2 separate regions of the Homo sapiens genome follow, and region 2 is linked to region 1. A link is a contact called in ENCODE Hi-C or POLR2A ChIA-PET data. All regions are on one chromosome and are shown on one strand. The core of a region is the stretch at or near the end of the contact, and the rest is flanking DNA. Distances in the headings are between cores, read along the strand shown. Region 1 has its middle 77 kb from the start of MIR4432. Region 2 has its middle 43 kb from the start of REL-DT.

Evidence for each region. A loop is a pair of places that touch in the nucleus more often than their neighbours do. ChIA-PET counts read pairs that join two places held with the same protein, here RNA polymerase II (POLR2A). Pooled maps may share reads with other maps.
Region 2: a pooled map shows a loop between it and region 1 (4-fold over the local background). The contact joins two enhancer-like sites. A Hi-C loop is called at or near these places in 2 of 37 single-sample maps with no recorded cell type and 3 of 50 pooled maps. POLR2A ChIA-PET finds 5 or more read pairs at or near these places in 1 of 52 experiments (GM12878).

What each region holds. Positions count from the first base shown.
Region 1 is chr2:60,306,475-60,313,418 of GRCh38, forward strand. No RefSeq gene overlaps it. Among named protein-coding and RNA genes, the nearest start is that of MIR4432, 77 kb to the right of the region's middle. RefSeq lists an enhancer at 4,743-4,812. Within about 2 kb of position 5,182, at least 2 of the 41 ENCODE cell types and tissues checked have a DNase peak (open chromatin) inside an H3K27ac peak, as active enhancers do; they include GM12878, where a contact is called at or near this core.
Region 2 is chr2:60,834,360-60,841,381 of GRCh38, forward strand. No RefSeq gene overlaps it. Among named protein-coding and RNA genes, the nearest start is that of REL-DT, 43 kb to the right of the region's middle. RefSeq lists enhancers at 1-9, 120-239, 6,710-7,022. Within about 2 kb of position 2,897, at least 2 of the 41 ENCODE cell types and tissues checked have a DNase peak (open chromatin) inside an H3K27ac peak, as active enhancers do; they include GM12878, where a contact is called at or near this core.

The DNA of each region.
Region 1 (6,944 bases), core at 3,932-6,431:
GGCCTGAGCACCAGGAAGTTCTAGAAGCAGCACATGGAGAGAGATGGAGTGAACCAAAAAAGGGGCAAAAACAGCCTGTCTGCAGTAGACAAGGCTTGCCCAGGTGTCCCGTCTGAGCCCAGAGCCAATCTCCTTATTGCCCTTAAAAAAAGGTTGTCTTAAGACTCAGTATTCCAATTGTGTGCTGTTAACTTTGTTCCCAAGGGTAATTCCCTACTAGGACTTCACCCTTCATAATGAAAATTAAACAAGTTAAGTCTGAGTGTGAGTGTGCGTGTGTGTGTGTGTTTTAAAAAAAAGAGAGAGAGGTAATCTTTAAGCACAGGCACAGCTAACTAGATGTAACCCTTCCTGGTCCTATAGGCTTGGCAGAGAAGAAAATAAAAAGACATTCTGAGACAATTTGAAAGAAAAGATTTTTAAAATGCAAAACAGCAAAGATCACCAAACAAGGATGGGACAATATTAACCCATCTTCCAAGCTGGATCATTCTTGCTGTGCCAGGATGGGTGAGCTTCATACATTCAGAAACTGCCAAGACCCCGAAGGTAAGTGAGGGTGCTGTCCAGCCCCATTCAAGTTTTCTCTGTGTTGATGCTTTGCATCCACACAATGTTATACTTGGGTGAATTTCACTGCATGGTCAAAGCCTGTGGTCTGTCTCTAAATTCTCTAGTTTTCATTTTATTTCTATTGAAAGGGGCAGTAAACTTTAATGTGGAGTATGCAATTATTTGGAGGCCAGGTGTGACTTCTTAACAAGGTTAAAAACCCCTGAACAAAAGCAAAGCCAGAGAGAAGGGTACGTTTCTAAGTGATTAAAAAGCAGTGTTACTCCCTTCACACCCAGCCTGCCCCCATCTTGCCCTGACAGAGCAAGGGAAGGGTACAAATCAAAGATCCAAACTTTACTCACCAGATGAATATATGAAAGAAAGTACACTTGCTGCTAAGTTTGCACTGAACTGGCAAGGGCTGGGATGGGGCAAGGAAGAGCTTGCGTGAATACAAGGTGGGATGAACAAGCCATAAGATAACACAGGCTTGCCTCAAGCTGCTCAATAGACATATATCATAAAAAATAAAATAGAAATCATTTTAACAAATGGATTCAGTGTCAGTGTACCAGCTGTTATTCCTAGAGGGAAACCTTTTGCCATTTGAAACATTAAAAAACAGCTGCTATTTATCATTCAGGCCAACTTGGGTTGCCAGGAATGACAGAATAAAGGACACAAAAATCAACAAATTTTCTAAATTTTTTAAAAATATGGAATTCCAGCTAGAAATGCAGTTGCAAGGTACATGGACTAAAACAAACTAAAAGAGGGAAAGAGAAGGAAGAAGAGAGAAGGAAGAGGAGAGGGACGAACAATACCCCCTTGGGTTCAACCAACCCAATTCAATGAATTAAGGTGCCCATGCTGTATCTTAAAAGGGACAGAAATTAGCAGATAATGCGGAGGGAGAGGAGCTGCCACTGGAGAACCAAGGAAAGAGAGGGTTTGCTGCACCAAGACAAGGAGGAGAAAGGAAGTGAGATGAGGAAAACTGCAGGTTAGGAGTAATAGGAAAAGTCAGAGACTCCAGCCAAGTGCTTAAAATTGTTCTAGGGTGGGCAGGAGCAGTGTATGTGAAGAATAGTAAAGGTGGATTAGTGATACACAATCCTCTGTTATTCTCTAGCAAAGAAGATTCCAGAATAAATGGTGCCCCTGCTATTTAGGAATTTCATAGGCCATACGCAATTATTAGAGCCTCAGTGCCCTTTTCTTCTTCTTCTTCTTCTTCTTCTTCTTCTTCTTCTTCTTGTGTGTGTTTTTTTTTTTTTTTTTTTTTTTTTTTGAGATGGAGTTTCACTCTTGTCACCCAGGCTGGAGTGCAGTGGCGTGATCTCAGCTCACTGCAACCTCTGCCTCCTGGATTCAAGCAATTCTCCTGCCTCAGCCTCCCGCGTAGCTGGGATTACAGGCACCTGCCACCAAGACCAGCTAATTTTAGTATTTTTAGTAGAGATGGAGTTTCGCCATGTCGGCCAGGCTGGTCTCAAACCCCTGATGGCAGGTGATCCGCCTGCTTCAGCCTCCTGAAGTGCTGGGATTACAGGCATGAGCCACTGTACCCGGCCCCTTTTCTAATGGATAAGGGTCAAATCCATTTCTAGCCTCAAAACATACCCAAGTCCTCTCAACCTTCTGGGAGAGTAATTCCATAGATAGAAGGTGGAAAAGACAGAAAGGTTTTCAAAGAGATGCAAGAATTGACAGCAGAATAGGAAAACTTTCAAGTCATTAATTACTAATGAAATAGAGTTAATTACAGATTTGTGGAGTTTTAAAAATTTGTTTTATTTTTCTGTGTTTTGCCTAATTTGTTTAAAAAGGATGTTCAGGGTTTCTTTCTTAGTTTATTTTAAGAAACCTGCCTGAATGATTCTGTTATTCTTGGTTACTTGTTCAGTCCACGGGTATCATCAGGGCCCAGGAGGCCTCTCAGGTGTGCAAAGCCCAGCCCTACTCGATGGAAGATTATGGTCTGCCTGCACACAGAGCCTCACAGGTGGGGAAGATCAGGCCACAAGAATAGCCAGCATCATTTCAAAAGGGCCAGACATTGTGCCAAGAACTTTCCTTAACTCATCTCCAAGAATCCTACAAAAACTCATGGAGGTAGACAAGAATCTGCCCATTTACAAAGAAGAAACTGAGGCCCCAGGAGGAAAGTGTCTGAGTGTGCATTATGCCTGGGAGACTCGAAGGAGGTGGAGGGCGGCTGGACTCCTCTTGCCTGCTCTCTAAAGGGCTCGGTGAGGCTCTGGTCAGTCACACAGGCAACCCTCAAAATAAAACCGAGCTTTAAAAGGCACATAAAAGAAACTTGTTTTTCTATCTTTAGGTCATTCTGTGCCTCCATCTGCAGGGATGGAACTTGGTTTCATTAAACATGATATTTCTGTCGCTCTCTTATGTTTTTATTGTTTTGTTTTCTCTTGCTTTCAATTAAAGGATTTTTTCCCCTCCCAGAAATTCTTTGGGAATTTGAAACCCACTTCAAGGAAGGAAAAAAAAAAAAGGAAATCCATCTTACAGTATTAGTCACCAAGATGGGTGTGAAGACAACGGGCTATAAACCAAACTCGGCTCCATCTCCAAGACCAAAGAACAGTCTCTAACAAACTGCTTTGAATTTTAAGAATTAGCAATAATGCTGGCAAACCGGTTTCCTTTTCTTAAAAAATGAAATAATAATAATTTGTTTAAAACCTCCAAATTGACTCCTAATGTTACCACCAAATAAAGAACATGGGCTGAGACTTCAAGCAAAAGCCAGGATGTTCAAAAGCCAGAGAAAAACACTTAGCTATGAAAAAATAAAAATATGAGTTGGAAATAAAATCCCAGGGAAGCAAATTTGGTGTGCACTAGAGGTCTTGCATTCTACCAGCAAAAGCAGGCAGTGGTGGGAGGCAGCAGGGGCGGGAGGGTTGGGGAGTCAGGAGTGGGAGCAGGTTGTGTGGAATCTGGTGGAGTGTTTCACACTTTGAAATCAAAGAAATGGGCATGTGTAAGTGCCTGCTCTTCCTATATGACTGTCCCTCTTTGTGGCAGAGTTGTGATTAAATAATCTCCCTCTTATCATGGCCTTTGATCTCATAATCCCCTTTTCCCACACTATTAAGATACCCCATGTGTCAGCAATTCAACTTTGCGTGCTGGAACTTTATTTTTTATTTTTTTTTTTTTGCCCACACCTGCCCACACATCAGTGTCTCTGCTTTGCTTTATGCTTTGTCCATCTTGCAATGTTTTCATTAGGTGGGAGCCGTGGCGAAGGCCAGCTGCCACCCCCACATGGGGAACTCAAGCCAGCATCCCTCCTCCATGGGGCTGGAGAGGGATCACAGAAGCAAGAGGCTCCCAAGGGCTCCAGGCCTCCCTGAGAGGGAAAGTGCTGACCCAAGGGAAGGGGAAGTTCACTTGCTTAGCAGTTCTCAGGAACAGACTTTGTGTGTGTTTCACTCCTGAGCAAATGCTACTGATAGCAGCTTACTGGGGAGTTTGGCCCAAGAAGACACCGCCTACTTGTCTTTTGTGTTTAGCAACCATTTCCACTGGGTTTGCACCACTGCCCCTTTCAATCCCACCTTCTGAGTCCCATCTAAGACATCTGAACTGGCAGTCTACAATGCAAGGCCCTGGCCTGGAAATCACCTGGCAATTTCCCACCAGCCGCCTAAGGAGAAAAGAGCAGGATTCTGGAATCCAGGTTCAAATCAGCCTCACCAGGATTCTTCACAACCTTGAGCCTCAGTTTCCTCCTCTCTAAAATGAAGACTCAGTGTCTTCCTCACATGTCTTTTGTGCTAGGCTTGAATGAGAGAATAACGATACCTTTCTTAGCAAGCACTATGTGTTGAGCCTGTATGTGCATTATCTCATGAAGTTCTCACAGCACAGCCTGGCACACAATGCGTGATAGACACACAAGAAAATTATGGTTGCAAGGGAAAAAAAAAAAGAAGAAGAAGAAGCCTGGGCTCAGTGGCTCACACCTATAATCCCAGCACTTTGGGAGGCCAAGGCGGGTGGATCACTTGAGGTGAGGAGTTTGAGACCAGCCTGGCCAACATGTTGAAACCCCATCTCTACTAAAAATACAAAAATCACTCGGGCGTGGTGGCAGGCACCTGTAATCTCAGCTACTCTGGAGGCTGAGGCAAGAGAATCACTTGAACCCTGGAGGCAGAGGTTGCAGTGAGCTAAGATCACGCCATTGCACTATAGCCTGGGCAATAAGAGCAAGACTCCAACTCAAAAGAAAAGAAATCTTCCCCAAAGACACCAAGTTAATAAGCTGCAGAGCTTGAAGTACTAACCACTTCTATGTTAGCAGTGTTTGTGCTTTAACCACAATTCTAGTCTTCTGCCTGGAGATAATATTGCCAGATTTAACAACAATAACAACAACAACAACAAAAAATACCGGATGCCCAACTACGTTTGAGATTCAGATAAACAACAAAATTTTTTGGTCTAGGTATGAACCATGCAATATTTAAAAATTATTTGTTGTTTATCTGAAATGCAAATGTAGTTGAGTGTCCTGTACTTTATCTTGCAACTCTACCTGGAGATCAACTTTACAAATGCAGTTTGAAAACAGTGAAGTGCTCACTTATATGAGGAATCTAAAATAGTCTTACTAGGGGCTGGGAGGAGGGGGAACTGGAGAAGTGTTGATCAAAAGATACATGGTTTCAGTTATGCAAGATGAGTAAATCCTAGAGAGCTACTGTACGACACAGTGCATATAGTTAACAATACTATATTATACACTTAAACATTTGTTAAGAGGGTAGATCTTATGTTAAATATCCTTATTGTAGAAAAAAGGAGAGAGGAAACTTTTAGAGGCAGTGGTTAAGTTTATGGCATTGTTTGTGGTGGTGGTTTCGGGGGTATATACTTATCTTCAAGCTCATCAAGGCATTGAGTCAGCCCTCCATATCCACGGGTTCCACATCCTCAGATTCATCCAACCACCTGCCAAAAATTTTTGGGAAAAAAAGCAATAAAAAATAACAATACAGCAATTTTAAAATACAAATTTAAAAATATGCTATATTTATATCTATTTACATAGCATTTACATTGTAATAGGTATTATATGTAATCTAGAGATGATTTAAAGTATGCAGGAGGATGTGAATAGGTGATATGCAAATACCACATTGTTTTATATAGGGGACTTGGGCATCCCCAGATTTTGGTCTCTGTAGTGGTCCTGGAACCAATCCCCCAAGGATACCGAGGGATAACTGTGTACATTAAATATTTATAGCTTTTTTGTATGTTAGTCATACCTTAATTTAAAAACTATTTTAAAAGAAAGTAAGAAAATAAAAATGGTGGGCCAGGTGCAGTGGCTCATGCCTGTAATCCCAGCACTTTGGGAGGCTGAGGCCAGTGGATCACCTGAGGTCAGGAGTTCAAGACCAGCCCGACCAACATGATGAAACCCCATCCCTATTAAAAATACAAAAATTACCCAGGCGTGGTAGCCCTTGCCTGTAATCCCAGCTACTCAGGAGGCTGAGACAGGAGAATCGCTTAAACCCAGGAAGCAGAGGTTGCAGTGAGCCAAGATCACACCATTGCACTCCAGCCTGGGCAACAAGAGTGAAACTCCATCTCAAAAAAAAAAAAAAGAAAAAGAAAAGAAAAGAAAAGAAAATGAAAATGAAAATGGTGGAGTGCTACACAAAGTAAAGCTCTTTTGTTTTTAGTCATAACCCCAGTTCTAATTGGTAATGGGCAGGAGTTCCCAGCCCCAGTAGCTTTCATGGCCCATGTGGAGATCAGATAAGCTCTAAGCATATGAAACACTTGGATAAAGTTAATCAGGGTAACAAGCTAACCAAGTTAATCAGGGTAATAAGCTTAACCACCCACAAGTCCTCTCCCCACCACCACGAACACCTCCCTTCCCAATGGCTGGGAGATTTTTTTCTGGGACCTCTTCTCCTTCCCTCACCACTTAAATAGCTAAACAACAAAGTTTCACCGGCTACATTTCTGGCTACTGCATGCCAGTTTAGTAAGAGATCCTGAGGAATTTTAATGTGCAGATATGGGGCCTACCCTCAAGGCTTCACTTTGTCATTGAAGAGACAGTGTACAATTAAGTGTCGAAGCACAATGAGACAGCTCCATTTTACCAACACCTCATTCTCATCAGGCACTACCCTAGGTGATCTTGTAGAATGCTCCCAGCACCTGGTCCAGGAATCACCCACAGCCAGCCGCCATCGAGGCAGCTGGAAACCTCCAGAGAGCTCCCATCCTACTGCTGTCAGAGATGCCAGGCGAGGCCCTGATTTCTTATCTGATGGATAATTAATGTTACCAATTTGAGTATATTAGGATAAGAGGCCCTACCCTTT
Region 2 (7,022 bases), core at 1,647-4,146, 530 kb after region 1:
TGTTTTCTCAGAGCCTCAGTTATAGTGAAGAGATACATGACATTTAGATATGAAGCTTGGATCTCAGTCCCTGGTGAAAATAGGGTATTTCCATGAGGTAATCACTGCTCTAAATATGTCAATAGTGTGTTGTCATTCTGTTGAATAGAGCTCCAGCCCGAAGGAATTTCCCTAGGAGCCCTGCTTCAGCCATCTCCCTGGCCCCCTGGGAGGGAGGGGTTTATCTGGTTTTTGCCTTGGTCTGAATGTGAGGTCATCCCCATCACGCACACTCTTCAGGGCACTGTCCCAGGCACTGAGAAACAAAAGGGTGGGAGGTAGACATGGTCTCCATCCAGAGAGAGCAGAGGGTCCCAAGGGTACACAGACAAATCACCATCCTGAGGCACGGGGCCAGGGAAGAGAGCAAGACTTTGTTCATGGACAGGACAGGAAATGAATGAGGGAGCAGACGAGTGGCCAAACTGAGACCCTCTTACCTTTGACAAGTTGACAGTGAAGCAAAGGAAGCAGATGAGGCAGGACTTTGCTCGTGAAGCAGGGTCGGGGGTGCATTTGTAAAGGAAGGAGCCGCTAGAGAGGAGCTAGGAGGCTGTGATAGATAAAAGACAGAGTGAAGGACAGTGGGAGACAGCAGAACAAGATCAAGATGGAGGAGTCAACTTTGGTTTGAAAGAACTTTTCCTCATCTAAAATCCAGGGATTGGCCGGGCACGGTTGCTCACGCCTATAATCCCAGCACTTTGGGAGGCCGAGGTGGGCAGATCACCTGAGGTCAGGAGTTCGAGACCAGCCTGGCCCACATGGCAAAACCCCAACTGTACTAAAAATACAAAAAAACAATGAGCCAGGCGTGGTGGTGCATGCCTGTAATCCCAGCTACTCAGGAGGCTGAGGCAGGAGAATCACTTAAACCTGGGAGGCAGAGGTTGCAGTGAGCTGAGATTGCTCCACTGCACTCCAGCTGGGCCACAAAGCAAGACTCCATCTCAAAAAGAAGAAGAAAAAGAAAGAAAGAAAGAAAGAAAGAAAGAAAGAAAGAAAGAAAGAAAGAAAGAAAGAAAGAAAGAAAGAAAGAAAGAAAGAAAAAATAAATCCAGGGATCAATATAAAAACAGATTTTTCTGGGGAGAGGAGAGAAGTAAGCATAGGGAGTTCCTACTGGAGCCAGGCAGTCCTGGGACCAAGTGCCTGCATTGTGACTTGGAGGACCAAGTGCCTGCATTGTGACTTGGAGGAAGTTGCCTCTTTAAACCCGGGATTCATCATCTGCAAGACAAGGTTATTGATACTCGCCTCGCAGATGAAGTGTAGTTATGGCGCCAGCCTAGTGCTTATGGCTGCTGCATACATGGTAGCAGCTGTGATTACTACTGTAACTCATCTCAGGGAAGCAGGAGGTGTAGGCATCCACAGAAGGGTAACAGGGAAAGGATGGTTTAGGGGCTTTGGGGAAATGAGCCGCCATGGGACTATTACAGAGATAGTCAGAAGGGGACTAGAAGGAAGGCCATGAGGTGGTAAAGGACCAGCAAAGGTCCAAGGGCAGGAATTTGGGGCAGTCCATTGGTAACTCTGGGACTTTAACTGGTAGGGTTCAGCAGCCTGGGAGTGGGATCTCAGCAGCTGGGGAGAGGGATTGACATTTCCATTAACATTGTGTGGACATTCACATCCGTGAAGGAAGTGTCTAAACTCTAGTTTTAGGGAGGCTGATCTTTTGATCAGGGTTTGCACAACAAAGCACCACTCCGGTGCCTGTAATTCTAGGACTCCCTGTTTCGCAGCCGTTAGCATCAGACAGGTTTCCACCAGTTTTCGTTCAAGTCACTGCCCTAACAACCTTCCTATGTGTGTGTACAGAAGGAAGAGCCAGATATATGATGAACAATGGTTTATGACAGACCCAACAAATGCCTTTGAGACAGAATGCCTTTGAGATGTTACCTTACGCTGCTGGTCATTCATTTTGACAACTTGGATTGTCAATTGACTTGTAGTAAAAGGAGCACCCTAGAACAGTTTCTAAACCTCAGCACTAACCAGATATGGTGCCAGATAATTCTTTGCTGTGGAGGTTGCCCTGTGGATTATAAGATGTTTAGCAGTATCCTTGGCCTCTACCCACTAGATGCCAGTAGCAGCCCTCCCCGCTGGGGGTAGAATTTGCCCCTGGTTGGGAATCACTACCCTAGAAGTACAATGATAATCCTTGATGAAAACCATACTAGTGTCCACATTTTACTACTTTGAACTCAGCTGTGATAATCTCCCCAAATAGCAGTTCTCCAAGGACCTTCTTCCTTATGGCCAAGTCCCCAGTTGTTGCATCACTTCATTTAGCAAGGCAGAGCTAAATGATTGCAAAAAGGTAAAGCTGAGAAACAAGAGCTACACAAATTTACAGGCATTTCATCAGGAGTGGTTCAAGTTTTATAGAGCCTGAAACGTATGCACCTTAGGAAGCCCTTTTCATGAACACTAATGCATAATTGTAAACACAAAATCGCTAGGGCCCCTCTTGGGGTGTTGGAAGAAGCTGGGGCTCAGACTTTATTGGTTTCTCCATGAACCTGCTTCTATACATCATGCAAACTTATTCTTTGCTCAATTTTCTTCTCCTGTCTGAACTTTTTCCTCCCAGAATACTATGTTGGATAATCCTACATATAACATTCACTTCCAACGTGCTTTTCTCTTGTAAACAATTACTTAAGATATTATCCCTTTTGCTTCTTTTTTTCCACAAGTTATGAAGGCGAAACCATATTGCTTTCAGCTAAAGAGGTGCAAAGTTGATGTGAGACTAGGTAAAAGAAACCATCTAGATCTCAATTTCCAAGGCTATATGGAAAATGAAATTGTTCTACTTATTAAAATAGCATTTCTTAACCTTCTTGTGACTTACTAAAAATGACCATTAACATTTTCAGTGGGTTCCATTTTGGTTTTGGTCAGAGTTTCTTCTGTTTCACTGAGAATTTCGGTGACATTTATCCTTCACTTCCTTTTTTTTTCTGCTGCCCTCTGGGGCTGAGGCTAGGGGATGTGGTGCTCTTGTTGGTCAAACAGCTTCTTTTGGATAGGATTAGCTGAGACCCAATGCTCCAATTCATGATAATAAATCATGTCTTCCTTTTCAAAGTACTCTAATATTTATTCTCATTAATGTTATATGTAAGAAACTGTTATGAGTGCAGCATAAACCAGGCTCGCTTGGGAATCCATCAGTAAATAAGGTCCTCTCCTCACCCCAACAAGGCTTACAGTTGAGTAGGAATGACACATATATATACATAAACAACAGCAATAATAATGGCCATCATCATCATTTGAGTGTGTAGTATGTTCCTACACTACCCTAAGCACTTTACAAACATACCTCAAAATATAAGGCAGAGTGTGATGTATAATGATAAATCACAAACTGTGTTATCTGGGGCCATATTAATTACAGCTGTCCAGGGAACAGCAGGAACACTTCATGGAGCAAAGGGAATCTGAATGGAGCTCTTGGGGTCACTGTGCTCTATCCAGGCAGAGATGCTTCAAGACATAGCACAGACATTCATTTCTTAGTAGCCCTGATGTGGTTCAGGACATGGTATCCCCAAAATACAGCACCTTGGCACACTGAGTATTTCAAGCTGAAGGAATTTGAGAAGCCATTTACTGGAAGGTCTCTCTGACCCTTCCCTGCCCTTCTGCCCTGAAGCAGATCATAAGACTTTTATTCAAGAGGTGCCCTCCCTATATCCAGAAGAAAGGAACAGTCTTTTTTCTTTTCTTTTTTTTTTTTTTTTTTTTGAGACAGAGTCTCACTCTGTCACCCAGGCTGGAGTGCAGTGGCGCGATCTCAGCTCACTGCAACCTCTGCCTCCTGGGTTCAAGTGATTTTCCTGCCTCAGCCTCTCAAGTAGCTGGGATTACAGGCATGTGCCACCAAGCCTGGCTAATTTTTGTATTTTTAGTAGAGACAGGGTTTCACCATGTTGTCTAGGCTGGTCTCGAACTCCAGGGCTCAAGCGATTTGCCCACCTCAGCCTCCCAAAGTTCTGGGATTACAAGAGTGAGCCACCGTGCCGTGCCCGGTCAGAAGAAAGGAACATTCTTATCTCTGAAGACATAGGAACACAAAGAAGAATTTGAACAAACGTATGTTGCTAAGCTCCCTGCAGTTTATTATCATTAGATCATATCCCCTTTGTCCTGTTATATTTCTCCATGACCGTCCACTCTTCATCAAAGCCAGCAATAATACACAAGTCTGTTTCTTTGGGTATTCATTTGCTTAAAAGGCCCCTGTGTCACATAAAACATACCAAATAAATTTGCATGTTTTTCTCTTGTTAATCTGTCTTTTGTTATAGAGCTTTCTCCACTGTAAACCTAGCGATGGGTGAGGAAAAGATATTTCTCCTTATGTTCTCACACAATATTTGAAGCTACTTATTTAAAAAATGCAGCCATAATAGATTGTTAAAACAAGAATGGAAAGCAAAGATCACTTTAAGCAAGAGAAGAGAGAGCTATATGAGAAAACCTAGACTAAGAATATTTCTTAGAATTGAGCTAAAATGCTGGGCGCCGTAGCTCATGTCTGTAATCCTAGCACTTTGGGAGGCCGAGGCAGGCAGATCACTTGAGGTCAGAAGTTCAAAACCAGCCTGGCCAACATGGTGAAACCCTGTCTCTACTAAAAATACAAAAATTAGCCAGGCATGGTGGCGGGCACCTGTAATCCCAGCTACTCGGGAAGCTGAGGCAGGAGAATCACTTGAACCCAGGAGGCGGAGGTTGCAGTGAGCCGAGACCACGCCACTACACTCCAACCTGGGCAATAGAGCGAGACTCCATCTCAAAAAATAAAAAAAGAATTGAGCTAAAATGAAAGTGTCCTGGCAATTTAGGTATCATGAGTTTCATAACTTCACCTTCTTTTCTAAAAAAGGACACACGTGCTTGCTCTAAACTCTAAGAAAGCTGACAGAATCTTTATCCAGGGATGGTGAATGGCAGTAAAATTCTTTTTCACAGATACAGAAATGTCTTTCATGTGTTGATTTCTTACACCTAAATTGTTGTCTTGTGACAGCATTTCTGTGGGGTGCCGAGAAGCTTTGATCTAAGAGTACCCCTTTCTGGTGCTCTAATTCTAATCTGACCGTGGGGGACAGTCGAGAGCAGTGCTTTTCAAGCTCTAATGTGCATCTGAATGACCTGGGGATTCTAAATCAGTCATCTGGGGTGGGGCCTGAGGTCATGCATTTCCAACAAGCTCGAGAGGCTGAAGGCTTAGAGCAGCAGTTCTTAAACCTGAGCATGCATCAGAAACACAGGGGGCCTTGTGAAAATGGGTGGCTGGGCACCACCTCCAGGGTTTTTGATATAGTAGTACTGAGGTAGGCCTCAAGAATTTGCATTTCTTGGCTGGGCATGGTGGCTCATACCTGTAGTCCCAGCACTTTGGGAGGCTGAGGCGGGTGGATGGCTTGAGGCCACGAGTTCCAGATCAGCCTGGCCAACATGGTGAAACCCCACCTCTACTAAAAATACAAAAATCAGCTGGGCATGGTGGCAGGTGCCTGTAATCCCAGCTACTCGGGAGGCTGAGGCAGGAGAATCACTTGAACCCAGGAGATGGAGGCTGCAGTGAGCCGAGATGGAGCTACTGCACTCCAGCCTGGGCAACAGAGTGAGACCCTGTCTCAAAAACAATAAATAAAATAAAGAATTTGCATTTCTTTTTACTCATTCATTTATGAGCAGGGAAGTGGTGGAGTGGGGGCAGTGGGGGGCGGTCTCACTATGTTCCCCAGGCTGGTCTTGAACTCCTGAGCTGAAGAATTCTCCCACCTTAGCCTCCTAAAGCACTGGGATTACAGGCACAAGCCGCCAGGCCTAGCGGAGTTTGCATTTCTTTTCTTTTCTTTTTTTTGAGACGGAGTCTTGCTCTGTCACCCAGGCTGGAGTGCAGTGGCGTGATCTCGGCTCACTGCAAGCTCCGCCTTCCGGGTTCACGCCATTCTCCTGCCTCAGCCTCCCGAGTAGCTGGGACTACAGGTGCCCACCACGCCCAGCTGATTTTTTGTATTTTTAGTAGAGACGGGGTTTCACTGTGTTAGCCAGGATGGTCTCAATCTCCTGACCTCGTGATCCGCCTGCCTCGGCCTCCCAAAGTGCTGGGATTACAGGCGTGAGCCACCGTGCCGGGCCCAGAGTTTACATTTCTAACAAGATCCCGTGTGATACACATTTTAAGAACTGCTGGCTTAGAACATCCCTCATGACTGTGAGTGGTCCCTCACTGGCTTCACATGAAAGTTGATGGTTACAAAATTCAAGATGAAACAACCATGATAGGCCTTCTAAGCAGGTATTTTGTGAGTTTAAATGAAAAGAGATCCACATGCCTTATTTAGATAATGAAGATAAGGATAGCTAACATTTATTAATCTTTTCTCTTTGTAACACACTAAGGGTATAACACACATTATCTCACTTGGCATCTGGCATGGGCAGCAGTGTTGGTGTTTGATGTTTGGCTGAGGAGCCAGACTTGTGTGCGTGCTGGGAGGGGGTGTTTTCGGTGCACTGTTGTGGTCTGCAGAGGTACCTGCATGCCAGGCCAAACTGTCCCTCAGGAAACACCTTTAGATCTAGACTAGCAGACGCTAGAGGCCCGAGTTCTGCTTCACAGAGTCTGCAGGAAATAAATGAAAGAAGTTGAGGGCAGGTGTTAACAATCATCTGTTTCAACCGCAAAAGTACCTGAATATAGAACAGAATTTGTCAAGCCTGGCGCACAGCAGGAGCACCTGGATGCCCGGGACCCATCCACAGAGGGTGTGATTAGATTGGCCTGGAGAGACACCTGGGCACAGGCATTTTTAAGAGCTCCCCAGCCAGGGTTGAGAAACACTGGTACAGGTTTGATTGCAGCAAGATGAATCGGGTTGGCTGAGGAAGGGAAGGGGCAGAGACCAAATTGAACAAAACAAAACATCTATTCCCAGACTGGA